2 separate regions of the Homo sapiens genome follow, and region 2 is linked to region 1. Evidence: chromatin contacts called from ENCODE Hi-C or POLR2A ChIA-PET data. All regions are on one chromosome and are shown on one strand. Each heading gives the region's core, a stretch centred on a gene start or an enhancer-like site at or near the end of the contact. The rest is flanking DNA. Distances are from core to core; before and after follow the strand shown.

Region 1 (3,161 bases), core at 130-2,629:
TTTTGTCTATTCTTTCCTATTTTAATTCTATTAGAAATGCTAATCATGACCCACTAATATAATCTCATGTCTCATTAATGGAGTGCAACCCACAGTGTGAAAAACACCAGCTTAACCCAATAGGACATTTATTATTTTATGTAGGAAGATGTCTAGAGACGGAGAAGCCCTTGAGATGCTGCAGTAGCTCAGCAGCCTCCTCAAGGTCACAGGTATTTTCCATAGACTTCTTTCTGCGATCTTCTGAGAATTAGGAGTGTCTCCGCTCATGGTGCAAAATGGCTTCCACATCTAGCAGTTGTTACAAGTGGACACAATTTCACCCAACAAAAAAGAGGGAAAGGAAACTTTTCCCAGAAGCCCCCAGCTGCTCCTCCTCTGGTCTCATTGGCCAGGATTGGTCACACGTCTGTGTTCCAGCTGCGAGGGAGGCTGGGAAAGCAGGTGACTGGCATTTTCAGCCTCTTTATAGGGATATGTGCTCTGCCAGAAAAGACGAAGGGAAGGGGAATGTGGTTGGGAAGGGGGCCCAGTATGAAGAGCACTGAGGCTCGGCAGGCATGAGTGCTCAGCCTGCTCTGGGCATCAGTTTCACGTTACCCAGAGGGAGAGACTAGAGAGAGTTTCTTAATGCAGGGAAACTCCCTAAGTAGAAGGTGGTTAGGTGAGTGCCTAATTGCAATGTGTCAAAAGCTACGAAAAAAAGAAAAAAAAGATGCACAGCTGTTATTGGTTCATATTGCAGGGCACTTACCTGGGCCAGGGAACTGGGGAGGCCTCTTCAGGGAAGCGACTCTCTTAAGCCAGTAAGGGGAGACGGACCATGGTGGTGGGTGGTGGGAATGGTGTTCCAGGCAGAGGGAAGAGCTCACGAGAAAGCTAAGAGGAAGGAGGGATCATGGCTGAGGTGGCATATTTATTCTACTAGTTGTCCATCTCCTGTGGGCCCAGCCCTGTACTAGGCATCAATGGCTAAGAGAGTAATGGGACATCTCCTGCCCTTGGGAATGTCATCGTCCATTAGGAAGGGTGATGTATGAACAGTCGTAACTAGAAACCAAGGGGAACGTATGCCTTCAAAATGCTATGTTATCTCTTAGTGGAGGGGACTCAGGGGCCTTCCTTGGCGGCACCTAATAGGTAGGATCCGCATGTGTAGAATTAGCAGGGGTCACGCCTTCCAGTGGAAGGGCCTGCTGTGAGCAAAGGCCTGGAGGCAGGAAGGCAGAACCAGGGGTCAGCCACTTGGCTGGAGGGCTGGGCGCCTGAAGGGGAACCAGAGGGGGTAGGGCAGGGAAGGTTAGGAGGTGGCTCCAGCCAGCATTGTCCCAGCTTCCTGCATTTAACCCCAGCCATCTGCAGCCCCAACCTTGGCTAACCCTCCTGGCAGTGAGTGTGACACTGGGCCCTAGGAGACAGAAGGAATGACTCAGGCTTTGTTCTTGTTTAGCGTATTTTTTTGCCCAAAGCAGAGTGACTCCCAGGGAGAGGCCCTTGCCTGGCCCTTCTTCTTGGCACCAGCGAAGGCGCTTGCCTCTCCAGTCTCTTTGGAGAAGGACCAGTCTCTGAATGGTCAGAGTCACTGGGTCTCGTGTCTCCCAGGATCTGCTGGGAGGGCTGCCAAGGTGGCACAGGCCCTGCTAGGAGGACCTCTAGTGGCGGTGAGGCTGGGGGCTGGGACATCCATGTTCCCTGCCTGGAGGGGATGCCCAGGCCTGAAAGTCATGGGTGATGGCCCAGGCGGAACACTCAGGGCCCGAGAGAGGGGATGATGGGAGTGCTGGTGGGCAAACCTTTGTGGCGGTCTCTGGGAGGCCTAGGAGGGGCCACCAGGAAGTGAGTTGAACAGTTTCACCTTTATGTGAGGTTTCTCAACTGCTGGCATTTGGGGTGGGATAATGCTTCACTGGCAGGGGTTGTGGGATTTTTAACAACATTCTTGCTCTCTATGCACTAGATGCCAGCAGCATGCTTCTCTAAGTTGTGACAACCAAAAAAACTCTCCAGACATTGCCAAATGTCTCCTGGGTTGGTAAAATTGCCTCAGTCTGGGAATTAAGACCTTAAGGTGAATAGAGAGAAATCTCAGCGCTTTCCTGTACAGGAGCATTCTGCTAGGACCACAGGAAAAATTGCCCACCATTCTGGGACCATGGAGATGATCATTTAGAGATGGCAAAACTAGAGACCACTGAGGTCAGCTGCTTGGCCGGAGGTCTGGGCACCGGAAGGGGAGTCACAGGGACTAAGGCAGAGAAGGTTAGGAGGCGGCTCAGGCCAGAGCCTCGTGGGGTCTGTGGGGTTGGTCTGGGCTGGGGTGATGGCAGAGGCAAGGGAGGGCAGTGATGGGTCTGAGAGGTGTTTGGGTATTAGGTTTGTGGAAGAGGGAGGAGCTGAGGGTGGCTTCTGGTTTCTGGTTCAGACCACTGTGCAGACTGCTGTTTCAAGAGCAAAGACAGGGCACTGGGACAAGGAGTAGCTGGGGTCAAGTGGCTGCGGGGACGAAAGCCAATACTCTGAACTCAGGCCTCCTTCTCTGGTCATCCCCACCCTCTCCAGCCCTGTCTGATATTTGTCCCTCAGCATCTCTGAGAACCAGCCCCCATGGCTGCTGCCCTCCAAGGCAGGGAGAATGAGCAGAGGCTTGATGGGTCACTGCCCTGGCTGGAGCAGCCTCACATCTTTCCAGCAGAAAGCTGGGGCTCTGGCTATGCTGTTGCTACCATCTGACATTAGTTCAATTTGGCTTCTTGTGGACCAGAGCCTGGGGGAGGGTTTCTAGTCAGGTTGTTAATGGCTGGGGGAGGAATGAGGAGCTAGAGAAGATGTCACTGCCCCTTCCCTGAGCATCACATGAGAGAAGGCCTTGGCCTTAGAGGACTGGACTGGAGGCAGCTGGCCCTTTAAGAAGAACTGTTCTCAGCAGGACTTCCGTGTCTTTTGGGAAAGGGTAGGTTTCATGAGCAAGGGTGACCTTCTATGAATGCTGGGCTCCTTTGGTGAAGTTGCTCTTCTTGGGAGTTGGGCCTTGGAAAAAGGGATCTGCATGGTGGCCACGAGCCAGAACTTTGGCTGGAGGAGAGTGATGGCTTTACACTTGAGCTTGCTCTCCGCTTCCTCCTCCTCTCTCCACTGCTGTCCTTCTACCACTCTTACCTCCT
Region 2 (2,843 bases), core at 72-2,571, 110 kb after region 1:
AGAACCCTCCATGGCTCCCTTTTGCCCTCAGGATAAAGACCAAGTTCCATAACTGAGCTCTTCTGGATCTCATGCCTTCAAAACTTAGTTGAAATGTTCCCTCTTCCCTGACTGTTTGCACTCTCACACACAGTTTTGTAATTTCATTGTTTACACATCAATATCCCCCACTAGACTGTAGGCAACTTCAAGGGCAACATGAGTGTTGAGTCCAGAATTTGATCATAGTAGGCAATGAAGGAATGTTTGTTGAGTAGATAAATAAATAAATTATCTAAATTGAGTTCTAGTTCTTCTGTCAACTGAGTGTATGATTCTGGGCAGTTTATTTCTCCCTCTGAGACTCAATTTCCTCATCTGTAGATTAGGGTGAATAAGGTTTTCCTTGCCTATTACATTAGCTATAGTTTTTAAACTCCAGGCCCTTTTGGAGGACAGAATATTTGCAATTCCAGGGGATGTGGGACCACAGCATACCATGTCTGAGGATTTTGGGGGAGAGTAATGAGATAATTGATGCAAAAATGCTTTGGAGCCTGTACAAAGTTAATGGATTGTTGTTCAGACCCAGTCCCTGCCTTTGGAGCTTACATTCTAGAAGGGAGATAGAAACACATGGGGTGCATTCTCTTATCACCCACCCTAGTCCATGGCAGGTATTACAAATCATTCACTGCACTTTAAGCAGGCATCTCCAATTGATTCATATCGAACTGGGAGATACAATCTATTTGCCATTCTGGCTACAGAAGGAGAAACAATCTTTCCAATCCCAGACAACCATGTTAAGTGCCTCATTGACCCCAGAGAATCAAAACCTCAGCCTCTGTTTATTGAGCACTGGCTTCAAGCCTGGTCCTCTCCCCACATAATCTCTTCCAATCTTCATGACGATCCTGCAAGTCAGAGACTATTTACTCCCATTCTCCCCTTTCACAGACCAATCTCTGAGACCAATACCTGGGGCTGCTGACCCCAGTCCACCCATTTGAGCCTGGGTCTGTCTCCAAAGGACACGCTCTTGCCACCCTTCCACACTACCTCTCTCAAACAGGAGTGCAGCAGGTCAGGCACGGGCCACAGATATCAGTGGAGCCATCCACAGGGCTGTAGAGAGAACTAACACCCAGCTACACCTTTTCCGGCAGGAATTTTTTGTTCCTGCTGTATTCAGAGGGCCTGCCAGGACTGGAGTCTGTCTGTTGGGAAAGGCGGCTCATGCTATTTTGATATTGAACCCATGTCCACGGGCCCAGTGATGGACAAGCCTTTTACACATCTCACAAATAAAACTCACAGAGTCATTTTCAGCTTGGCCCGAGCTGTGGGCACAGCCCCAGAGGACTTGGCTCTGCTAATTCTCTCATCAGCCTAATAGGAGAACAATTATCACAGTCAGGATACAAATTTAGCTCCAGACACTTCTCTGGGAACTCAGAGGGCTTGTGACTTATGGCTTCATTTTAAAGAGGAGCAGATTGTTGACATGAACTCTGGGTAGTTCTCATTTTTCTCGAGGAACTAAGCTGTACTTGCTGTTAATGGTAGAATCATTAGGTCATGGCTGAGGTCCACAAGAGGATAGGAAACCCAGCAGCTTGGATGTAGGCTGAGCTCTCTATAATTAACCTAATAGCCTGTTTATTTGACTATCTCAATTACAGACTCATTTAAATAGCATTAAAAATAAAAGATGAGCCCCAGGAGCAGCAGAAGAAACATAAGGATGCTCTTTTGTCCAAGATTTCATAGGACACTATTTGAATGCATAAAAAGCCACTGATAGAGCAGCCACCAGGAAAACTTTCTTTAAAAAACTTTAAATTGAGGCAAAAAAAATGCAAACATGAGCAAGACTGAGCACCCGCAGGCATGTTTTATAGCGAAGTCAAATGATCAGGGTTTGGATGTCAGCTCTGCCAGGGGTTGGATGAAACTTGTGCGAGTCATCTAATCTCTGGAAACCTCACTCTCCCCCTTGGAGGATCCATGGAAAGGGGTCAGCTGATATGGATTACCATCATAGCTAACACATCTTGAGCATTTATGTGCCAGGCATTGTTATACACCCTTTATTTACAGTAACTCATTTAGCTCTTACAGTTCCACGATGAAATAAGTGGTATTATCATCTTCCATTTTACAGACGAGGAAGCCGAGGCACAGAATAGTTAAGTGACAAAACAATGCTCAAGGTACCAGTGTGTGGAGTGTGGAAGCTGGGATTTGAAAGCAGGCAACCTGGCCCCAAAGTCTATGTGCATAACCTCTAGTCTACCCTGCCCTGGGAAGAACCTGCACCACCAGAGGCCTTCAAAACATGATTAAGTTGAATCTATTTCTTTTTCTTTGTGTTGCAAGCGTGGCTTTCCGATGGTTGTGCACATTTTTCTATCTGATATAAATAGCTTTTTTATTTTTCTCCCTCTGTCCCCGCTCCAAATATCAGTCAATACTGGAGAGAAAATAACTGTTTCTGGTTCATGGTGACAAGGTCAAGGCTCCTTTGGAGAATGCTTGTTGGTGCTGTCTCCGTCCTGGGCTGAGAAATCACGGCATTTATTTTAAGCTGAAACTTTCTTATATTTAAAGCTTGTCATCAGGCTGAAGTTTGTTTATTGCATTCCATAATTATGATGAATATATTTTAAATAGAAAAAGATTTGAAATGTAGGACAGCTGCAAAAAATATGGTGTCAATCACTGAGAATCAGCCCACATCTGGAGTTAGAACTTGGGTGGGAATGGCTTGTTTTGCATTTTTATGACCAGATGCATCCAGATTAGATGTACCTTATAAACTTCACCCAGACAACTGTCAGGGCCAATCAGCCTTAATTGAA

What was found. Hi-C counts contacts between places; a loop is a spot of excess contacts on that map. ChIA-PET counts read pairs that join two places held with the same protein, here RNA polymerase II (POLR2A). Pooled maps may share reads with other maps.
Region 2: a map of heart right ventricle shows a loop between it and region 1 (2.2-fold over the local background). The contact joins two enhancer-like sites. A Hi-C loop is called at or near these places in 6 of 168 maps with a recorded cell type or tissue (cardiac septum, heart left ventricle, heart right ventricle and 2 more) and 5 of 50 pooled maps. POLR2A ChIA-PET finds 5 or more read pairs at or near these places in 1 of 52 experiments (H1).

Annotation. Positions count from the first base shown.
Region 1 is chr5:171,748,873-171,752,033 of GRCh38, reverse strand. No RefSeq gene overlaps it. Among named protein-coding and RNA genes, the nearest start is that of SMIM23, 35 kb to the left of the region's middle. RefSeq lists an enhancer at 958-1,457. Within about 2 kb of position 1,379, at least 3 of the 41 ENCODE cell types and tissues checked have a DNase peak (open chromatin) inside an H3K27ac peak, as active enhancers do; they include heart right ventricle, where a contact is called at or near this core.
Region 2 is chr5:171,639,254-171,642,096 of GRCh38, reverse strand. No RefSeq gene overlaps it. Among named protein-coding and RNA genes, the nearest start is that of SMIM23, 150 kb to the left of the region's middle. Within about 2 kb of position 1,321, at least 3 of the 41 ENCODE cell types and tissues checked have a DNase peak (open chromatin) inside an H3K27ac peak, as active enhancers do; they include heart right ventricle, where a contact is called at or near this core.